Linked DNA regions of Homo sapiens: regions 2 and 3 are each linked to region 1. A link is a contact called in ENCODE Hi-C data. All regions are on one chromosome and are shown on one strand. Each heading gives the region's core, a stretch centred on a gene start or an enhancer-like site at or near the end of the contact. The rest is flanking DNA. Distances are from core to core; before and after follow the strand shown. Region 1 holds the start of CSRP2 (cysteine and glycine rich protein 2). Region 2 holds the start of GLIPR1L1 (GLIPR1 like 1). Region 3 holds the start of GLIPR1 (GLI pathogenesis related 1).

Region 1 (3,264 bases), core at 362-2,861:
ATTTATGATACGAACTTTAGATCAAATCTGCAAACAAATACCTATTGTGTGAGTCAAATTATATTTTTGTTCCCTATAATCACAACCTTATTCGCTCCTTCTTTCAGTCAATTGTCCAAGGTACCCAAGCAAGCACTGTGAGTTTCAAAGACTCATGTGATGCAGGTCTGGTCTCAAAGGTAACACAGAACCAAAAGAGCAAAGAAAACTACAATGCAGAGGAGAAAGGACCCAGAGAAATACTGACAAAGTATCAGTGACAATGGACGAGAGCGATGACCCCAGGAGTACTGGGGGAGACCACTTAGTACTTCACAACATTCTTTGTAGCTTGGCATGCAGTTCTGAAACTATGTTAGATTCTCCCTTTCAAAATCTATCACCCAATTCTTTCTTGAAAAACGTGAGTCAAAGTACAGCCAACTTTGTGGCTGTCCTATTTGAATTCTTGGCATTTTATGAGGAGAGTTTTAAAACAGGTTAATTGGAAAAGTCAAGAACTAAATACGACGATTTTCGCTGCCCGGGTTAAAAAATTACTAACTGCCCCCGCCCCACCCCCCCACCCCCCAAAAAAAATTCTGTACCGAAAAGCATTTATAAAGGGAAAATGTGCTTGGTTTGCAGACTGCAAATAAAACAGGTTAAACATTTTGGGTAGCCATTTAAGTAAAAATCGTTTAACAAATGTCCTGGCTTAGAAGGGGGAAAGGGATCCGCCGGTTTAGAAAGCCCGCCCCCGCCCCCAGGGGGTGCCTACGTGGAGCTCCTGAATCTGGCTCTGGAGAACCCAGAATGTGATTCGCAGGACCTGTCGCATAATTTCACAACCAAGCATTCTTGCATTCTTCTTTGTACCTGAATCGTAGAAAGTTCTGGAAAAAGCTAGGAGTAAGTGATTGACATTCCCTGCTGTTCCTTCAACATAGAGGGGTTCGGTGCTGGGTGGGCAGACACCACCAAACAATGGGGATGCCAGGAGCCCGGTACGGCGGCAGGAGCAGTACCCTGGGCTCGGGGGGATGTAGAAGCCCCATTCCACCCCTAGGGGACAGAACCCAGTAAGGTCGCCCTCGGTGCTCACCACACTCCGGGCAGAGGGGGCCCTGAGACTCCGACCCCCACCCCAGAGAGAGCCTGCCGCTGGACGAGGGGACCGACGGCTGCTAAGAGGCGGATTAGCAGAAACGCGAAACTCACAACCCGCCTCTCTCCCAGAGAAACCAGTATGGAGAAATTAAAGGTCATATAAGATTATTTACCTGCCCCGCGGGCCTGGGATCCCAGGGCATGGCCTGGACGGCCTCGGGGACAAGGGCAGGTGTGTTTGGGGGATAAGAGAGAGAAAATCTGGGGCGCAGGGATGAGAAGGCTGGCAGGGGCACAAATGCGGACCGGGATGGGGATGTCGGAGGAGACCGGGGCGCGCCGGCCGGGCGACAGCACGACCCCGGGAGGCGGTGGAAACCCCCTGCAACTCCCGCCCCGGGGTTGGCGGCGCCGCGGAACCGCCCCACCGCCCCTACTCACTTGAGTCGGAGGCGGGAGCACGTACCGCAGGCGGAGCTAGCGAGGCTGGGCTGGAGGGAGGGTCCAGGGAGTCCGAGATCCCAGGCGAAGCGCGCGCCGGTGCCTTTTAAAGAGCGCTCGGTGGGCGCGGCCTGTGTCCGCCCCGCCCTCCTCCCAGCCCCGCCCGCCGGATTCCCGGAGCCGCTTGCCGGGCTGGGGCGTGTAGCGGGCGGGCTGCCCTCTGCCCGCTCCGGGCTAGCCACCAGGAGACAAAAGGCAGGAGGCCCGCCTCTTCCTGCAGCTTCCCGCCCGCCCGGCATCTTCCCACGTCCCGGGACCGCTCCCTCCCAAAGGGACCCGGCAGTTCCAAAAGCCACTGGGACTTGGAGAGGGACTTCCTTCCCCTCCAGGGAGGCCCGGCGGCGGGACGGTCCCGCTGGAAAGTGGCCCCCGCCGCCCTGCGTCGGACCTGTCCACCGCGAGCGCCGATCCCCCTCTTCGCGGAGACAGTCATGGGCCGGGAGGCTCCAGCAGTAGAAAGTCAGCCAAACGGGGCTTTCCGCCACCTCCCCCTTGCCTTGTCCTTGTCAGTAAACTCAACGTGATTAACTTCCCTAGTTAACGCATATTCTCTCGTCCGATTTCCAGCTTCTGGGAATCCACAACTTCTTATTCTTAAAGAGCAAAATTCATCTAGACTAAATAAATGACGTTACGAAAACGCCCCATTCCCAAAGTGTTTCGCTCTTCCCCTCCACCAGGGCACAGCACGCGATGCTGAGGGGGAAGAAACCTAAACCCAGGCAGAAACCCCGGGCGCCACAGGCCCTGTATTTATATGTGTTGATGTCAGAAAAGCACAAGGATACCGTGACATCCGAAGGGACCTAATGCCTAAGCTACAGGATGATTTATTGTTTTAGATGAAAAGGAAAATAAACAATGCAATCTCTATCTGGTTCATATTCTAGGCCTCCTCATGACCTCTCCTGCCAGAAGCAATGATCCCGGAGAACTGATACTTGCGGAGTGGGGAGTTCAAAAAAGTCAGTGACCAAAACCCCCTCATGCCATAAATGCTATTGCCTCCTCTGGTCCAGAGTTTCTCATCCTCCACACCATTGACATCTTGGGCTGGATAATTCTTTATTGTAGGGGGCTGTCCTGTGCATTGTAGGAGGCCTCCACCCACTAGATGCCAGTTGCAACCTGCCCCCGACGTTGTGACAATCAAAAAGTCTCTGGACATTGCCAAATGCCCTCTTGGGGAGAGGGCAGGGAGCACATATCCGCATGACAACGTACAGAACCGACTTATAATATTATTATTGTTTTATTTTATATGCTGGGGCCAATCCAGGATAAACTCATTATAGCTGCCTTGTTCTCTGTCCACCAAGTACTGTCCAAAAACACATAGTGGTGATTGACATCTCCTGATACTGTGGCAGGAGTCTGGAAAGCATTCTTGCCTGCTGTGAGCTTTTCTAAATATGGGCAATCCTTATTTCAGTGATATCAGCTAGTGTAAGTGACTTGACTCACGGGCCAACAGGAAAATTCAGTCCCTCAGATTCTACATTCGCTTTAGCTCAGCTGCTTACAATGTTTATTTTTTCTTGTATAAGTTTGCCTAGTGCTTCTACTGAATGAAACTGTATCAGTGAGTCTCACTGCAGCAAACCACTGCCCTTTCTCTCCTACCCTGAGTTCTTCTCAATGCCTCTTTGTGGAAGGGGCCTCCCAAACCTGAGC
Region 2 (3,264 bases), core at 335-2,834, 1.5 Mb before region 1:
GGCCATACCTAGGACTTCAGATTTTTTATTGTAGCCCCCCACTGTAATGTGAGCCAATTCCTTAAAAGTTCTCTTTCTCTTTGTATACAAACATATGTATATGTATATATGCCTATAGACATCTGTATCTCTCTCTGTGTAGATGTATATATGTCTATAGGCAGACACACACACATATATGTGTATACAAACAGATTTATACATAGAGAGAACTTTACATATATAAATGTATGTGTGTATATGTATGTGTGTATATGCCTATAGATATCTTTATATCCAGGAAGAGACATATATATATAGACACATGTAGATGTATATAACTGTATTGATTTATCTATCTGTATACCTACACACACACATATACACACACACACACACGTATATATGTTCATGTCTTTGGGTGTGGGATATCAGAAGCTCAGTTTGGACTATGTATGTGATATGAAAGTAGTATATACAGCAATTCTCCATTAGCTGGTAGTAGACTAGAAATATATTATCTATTGCCCAGTAGAATTTCCATTAGGATCCTTGCATTTTTCGTTTTCTTATAATCTAATTTTCTGCTTTTTATTTTTAAAAAGATAGTAGCTGCATCAAAGTAGTTTGTTTTGGTTTTTGTTTTTTGTGTCAAGGTTGACTATGGCGGATCATTCAGCAGATGTAAGTACGTGTTCACTTGAATTAAACAGCATTGTAAACAACTTCAAATTACTAAGTAAAGGTATTTATTTGAAACATAGAAATACTAAAAAAAATTAATGTCATGGGGAAAAATGCTGGTTTATTACAGAATATCAATATAACTGATGTAATGAATTTAAAACATTAAGCCAAATGACGTTGATTTATATTGCATTGCAGGTAAAATAGACAATCAAATGTACTCTGTCCATCCCAGTCTCAGTGTATCAATTAAAGCAACTCTTGGAGTCTACCAGTCACCATACAGTGGCTCTGTTCCAAACTATCAAAAAGGGAAGATTTTGTCAAGAGGAACTACTTGGCTACATTTTCCAAGCATCTATTGTTATCTATCTAAGCATTCGGTCTCTTCAGACGAAAAAACAGAAGGAAATTATTAAATGTTTGACAAGTTGATAATTTAGGATCACTGTATGTCACTGTATAAGAATTGCCTATTCTTACTCTATTCCCAATCTCTGAGGGAAGTGGCAATATGATTCTAGATTATTTAGAACAATAAAAATCTATACACGGAAGCTGCGTCTAAGAAACGAATATATAGTGCTTTGCACTCGACTGGCCCATTGTCAGCATCCCGCACTTGTTCTTTACCTAACTTGTGTGGCTTGCATATTGCAATCTGTATTACAATCCAGACGCGCTCTGCAGATTACAGATTGGATCCACAGAAAGCAGTTTGGATGGTTGAAATTCCCTCCACCAGAGGGCGACTCAGAGCTTTCCCCTGTAGCTCAGAGCTTTGTGGAAGGGGAACCCTGCTGCCTGTTCTTCCCCACAGCGACACTGACAAGTTGATCCAGCCGCGCTGGGCTCGAGCCTGTGCGGCAGGATGGAGCCAAGGGAGAGCGTGGTGCGGGGGCGTGGGGAAATCGGGTTGCCCCAGCCGTTACTGGTCCGCGCAGTCAGGGCATCCTCCGCATCCTCCACATCCTTCCATGGCTCTGAAGAATAAATTCAGTTGTTTATGGATCTTGGGTCTGTGTTTGGTAGCCACTACATCTTCCAAAATCCCATCCATCACTGACCCACACTTTATAGACAACTGCATAGAAGCCCACAACGAATGGCGTGGCAAAGTCAACCCTCCCGCGGCCGACATGAAATACATGGTGAGAAAGAACCAGGGCTGGGCTCTTAAATCCCTGACTCATCCTGAGGTATCTGGGTGATAAATTTCACGGACTTAACTTGTACTAATTCAATCCGGACTTTACATATATGCAGTTAAAAAGAAAAAAATTCACACCTTGGTTGGGCTGTCTCCTCCAGAGTCATAGGAGTGAACAAGAAAGGAAGACTTGAAGCTGTTCCTTGCCTCTTGCGGGGAAGGTGGGGATGCTGGAGCAGTGTTTGGAAGTTGCTTTGTTGCACCACTAAAGTTATAAGTACTGAACACAGGATTATTTTGTTTTCTTTCTTCCATTTTTTAGCTAGCAATTTCCACCCCCCACAACCAAGATACAAGATACCAAAGAAATAGCCCAGGAATGGAGATTCTCTTGTTCTCTTACTTATTTTTATATCATATGAATCCAAGATCAAAACAACACTTCATGTGTAGTATTATTTGAAAAAAATACAGTACTCTATTGAAGAATAAGCATAAAAAGCATTGGATTATTAAATAATCCATAGAATTTACAAAATTTTAAATACTTGACTATGAATTGTATGATTGGAAATTTCCCTTGCATTGTAACTTTTTCTTGTTTATAAATGCATCACTATGAGCATAAACGTTGATAGTATTAGTCTATTTTATGTGCTATGCAGATGTAGATACAGTATAACTCATATCTATTCCAGCTTTCTTCTTTTCTATCCAGTGGAAAACAAAAGTAATTATAAAATCACAACTCAGGCATTAAAATAAGTTCAAAACTGTACTAGTCTACTGTATAAGAAAATTATATTTTGATGGAGAAAGATTCAAATATGTATCAGAAATGAAACAAGAATAAACTAATCTCTTTAATGCAGAATTGTTAAGATATTTTAATATATAATGTTTACCAGCTTGGGGTTGTCCAAGGCATAAATTAACTAGAAATAAATCTTCAACGGAATTCAGAAATACTAATATTAGTATTAATATGGTTGATGCCTTTAGAGTTTTATTGTAAATGTATGATAAAAAAGAGTAAATGTGGGGTTAAATATAATAAATGTTCTTTATATTTCTTTTGTACTCATTGACTATTTAAAGCAAAATATGATAACAATGAATTGTGGAGTTTATAATAATGTAGAAACTAAACACATTATAACCAATGCATAAAAAATGAAGTGAAGTGTCAATAGAATTATTCTGCTGAAAGTTCCTTATATTGTTAAGAATCACAATAATATTTCTGGATGGACCGTGAGAAGTTAAGAATGCATATTTTAATATCTAGGATAACCATTAAAAATATACAAAGAAGTAGAGCTAAAAATCCAGTAAGTAGAATACTAAAGTCCTTGATTAATTTTTGGAAAACAGGAACAAGGAACAAAAGAACAAAGAGGGAATCATTTAAAAATAGCAAATGGTAGACTAAAACTTAACCATGTTAA
Region 3 (3,264 bases), core at 432-2,931, 1.4 Mb before region 1:
GCATGTGCCACCATGCCAGGCTAATTTTGGTATTTCTAGTAGAGACAGGGTTTCACCATGTTGGTCAGGCTGGCCTTGCACAACTGACCTCAGATGATCCGCCCTCCTCAGCCTCCCAAAGTGCTGGGATTACAGGCGTGAGCCACCGCGCCTGGCCCGTATGTTTGTTTTTAATGATGGGGCCTCGCTCTGTCACCCAGGCTGGATTGCAGTGACCTGACTATAGCTCTTCACAGCCTCAAATTGTGGGGATCAAGCTATCCTCCCACCTCAACTTTCTGAGTAGGTGGGGCTACAGGTGTGCCTGGAATGTTTCTTTACTTTTTGTTTGCATTAGAAATATTTCCCCACCTCATTCCATTTTCCATCTCTCTTAATTTTCTAAAATACACGTGTTTTCTAAAACCAGGTCTAAACCCCACCTACAGCTAAAATCCTCCAATAACTTCCCATGACTTTGGTGATAAAATAAAAAATCATTAGCAGAATTGAGAAATCCTTCCTGATCTGACTCTTAACTTCTCTCCCCCAAGTGGCATGAAAGCATCATTTGGATTCTGAATTCCATGACACCAGGTATCAAGTTTTCTACCAGTCAGAATCACTACTTATTTACAGACCATATTTACAGAGGGAGACAATATGGAGAGGTTCTTGCTCTATTCTTGCCATAACACCATGTCTTCAATTTCACAACTAGATATATAGTTCCTATCCCTCTAATTCCCTTCTCCTCTCCAGCGCTTTTTCACTTGATCAACACCTAGCTGATTCTAGCCTCAGCAAAGACCTCACCTGCTGTATGTAGGCCGGCTCTGCCGTTTCCAGAATGGGTTAAGTATGCTCTCTTGTGTGTCCATATCTACCTGTGCTTTCCTATATCCAGATCTCCAACAGCCCCTGTTGTAACATCCTTGTCATCACCATCTCACAGCTCTTACCACTGTAAGCTCCTTGGGGCCAGTGACTGTGTTTTTATTTCTGTATTACTAAGGTGAATATACAAGGCAGGAATTTAATATTAGCTAGTTCATTTGATCCTGCCAAACCTCTGTAATTAAGGAAGCAGAAAAGGTCCCATAGTCTCATTCAATAGGTGGCTGAGGTTTAGAGAGTTTTGTATCCTGTCCAAGGTCTTACAGCTAGTTAGAAACAGAAACTAAATTCTCAACTTGAGTCCTGTATTCTTTCTACTATTCTCCCTCTCAATCCCTCTCTCTCTTTCTCTCTCTCTCTCTTTCTCTCCCTCTCTCTCTCTCACACACACACACACACACACACATACACGCTTACATGTTTCTACCATCGTGAATGAATTCTAGGTCAAGTTTATGATGTTAACCAGATATTCCAACCACTATGTGTTGATATGACTCTAAAAAGAAAAAGATTTCTGAAAGCATTTTGCGAGGCATTTATAGAAGTAAGAGATATTTTCATTTTATCACCGCAACCTCCATTAAAAATTGGAGACTATTATTCCTGGAGACTTCAGAATTTTCTTTGGAAATATCTCCCAATTCAAAAGGAAGTCTGACACAGCCTCATAAAAATCTATGTCGTAATAGGTGCTGTGTCACTGAAAACCACTGAAAAGACAGGGTTAAGAACACAAAGTGAGCTGCACACCATATATGGAGAAACCCGTTTCTTAAAACTAGTGATGAACTCATGCTCTGTTCTGTTTTCTCAAAGCTGAAGTCGGCTAGGTTTGCAAAGCTGTGGGCTGAGCACTCAGGCAATCACACTCTCAGAAACTGCGGCGGCTCTGGACTGCAGCCTCCCAAGGCTCCATGCCAGACAAAGCATGCGTGTCACACTTGCTACAATAGCCTGGATGGTTTCTTTTGTCTCCAATTATTCACACACAGCAAATATTTTGCCAGATATCGAAAATGAAGATTTCATCAAAGACTGCGTTCGAATCCATAACAAGTTCCGATCAGAGGTGAAACCAACAGCCAGTGATATGCTATACATGGTAAGGAAAATATCATTAATTGTGGCGTCAGTCAGTCAGAAACAACTAATGTGTATTGACTTTGGTGTTAATACCTTCGTAATACTGAATGATTTTTTTTTCATTGTGATTAATGTATGCAGTAAATTCACAGTCTGTGATCAAAACACATCCAGTTTAGCTCTGTCTACCCAACTGTTGTTATAAGCAAGTGCCACAGCACATTTTACTTCTCTTTGGACACTTCCTGTTTTCTGGTTTTCAGTGGATTTTACTTCTCTTTTTGTTATCTTCCTCCCTGTTAATTTTTGTGATTTGGTTTTCTTTTTTTTTTTTTTTTTTTGTCTCTAAATTTACTTTTTTTGCTGCTGACAAAGTACTGAGTTGCTCAGGTAGGCAGAATGGCATCTGGGGAAAGGATGGGATTTTGATTCAGTAAGGCTTGGGATTGAATTTCAGATCTGTGGCTTTAAGCTGGTTTTTAACCTTTCTGAACTTCTTAGGATATGGGCTGTTGTGGTTATGGAATAATGTTGTGAAACACGGCACACACTATTTTGCCCACAATTAGCCTTCAGTGAAATGTCAGTTTTCCTCACTTAGATTCTAAATTCCATGAAACTAAATTGTCACGTTTCCTACCAGCCCTACTCAGTGCTTGAAGACCATATTTATAGAGGACTCATATGCAGTGGTATCTTCTCTCCTTATCTCACCTCGTTTTCCATTCAAATTCCCACTGTACTCACCCCAGTTACATTTCAGATGAACCCCCTATTGTTTAATGTTTATTTTTGCAGACTTGGGACCCAGCACTAGCCCAAATTGCAAAAGCATGGGCCAGCAATTGCCAGTTTTCACATAATACACGGCTGAAGCCACCCCACAAGCTGCACCCAAACTTCACTTCACTGGGAGAGAACATCTGGACTGGGTCTGTGCCCATTTTTTCTGTGTCTTCCGCCATCACAAACTGGTATGACGAAATCCAGGACTATGACTTCAAGACTCGGATATGCAAAAAAGTCTGTGGCCACTACACTCAGGTAAGGATCTGCCCTATATTATCTTGAAACTGTCTTTTCAAGTATGAGGAGAAAAATTGTACTATGAAGTTAAGAAAATGTATAGTATGCTAGTATACCTGTAAATATAAGGGAGTTAAATAGAACAGCCTCCAAGAACAGAAAATAATGCTTGAAAAGTTTAGTTGTGTGAACTAAACACATAATAGGTAATATGTGAGGCCCACCAACTTGGACAGGCTTTGAACAATTCCTGTAACAGCTATTCTCCCATAGGAC

Evidence for each region. A loop is a pair of places that touch in the nucleus more often than their neighbours do. Pooled maps may share reads with other maps.
Region 2: a loop to region 1 is called in a pooled map, with 2.9 times the contacts of the local background. The contact joins the promoter of GLIPR1L1 here to the promoter of CSRP2 in region 1. A Hi-C loop is called at or near these places in 4 of 50 pooled maps.
Region 3: a loop to region 1 is called in a pooled map, with 3 times the contacts of the local background. The contact joins the promoter of GLIPR1 here to the promoter of CSRP2 in region 1. A Hi-C loop is called at or near these places in 4 of 50 pooled maps.

What each region holds. Positions count from the first base shown.
Region 1 is chr12:76,877,408-76,880,671 of GRCh38, forward strand. CSRP2 (cysteine and glycine rich protein 2) reads right to left here and starts at 1,612. Exons shown (of 6, transcript NM_001321.3): 1 at 1,531-1,612. LOC124902971 (a long non-coding RNA gene) reads left to right here and starts at 952. Exons shown (of 2, transcript XR_007063380.1): 1 at 952-1,243; 2 at 2,481-3,264. RefSeq lists silencers at 1,372-1,801, 1,832-1,881.
Region 2 is chr12:75,333,086-75,336,349 of GRCh38, forward strand. GLIPR1L1 (GLIPR1 like 1) reads left to right here and starts at 1,585. Exons shown (of 6, transcript NM_001304964.2): 1 at 1,585-1,817. The coding sequence starts at 1,644. It also overlaps a transcript of CAPS2 not described here. RefSeq lists a silencer at 1,322-1,431.
Region 3 is chr12:75,479,074-75,482,337 of GRCh38, forward strand. It overlaps GLIPR1 (GLI pathogenesis related 1), which reads left to right and starts at 1,682. Exons shown (of 6, transcript NM_006851.3): 1 at 1,682-1,981; 2 at 2,761-3,006. The coding sequence starts at 1,808.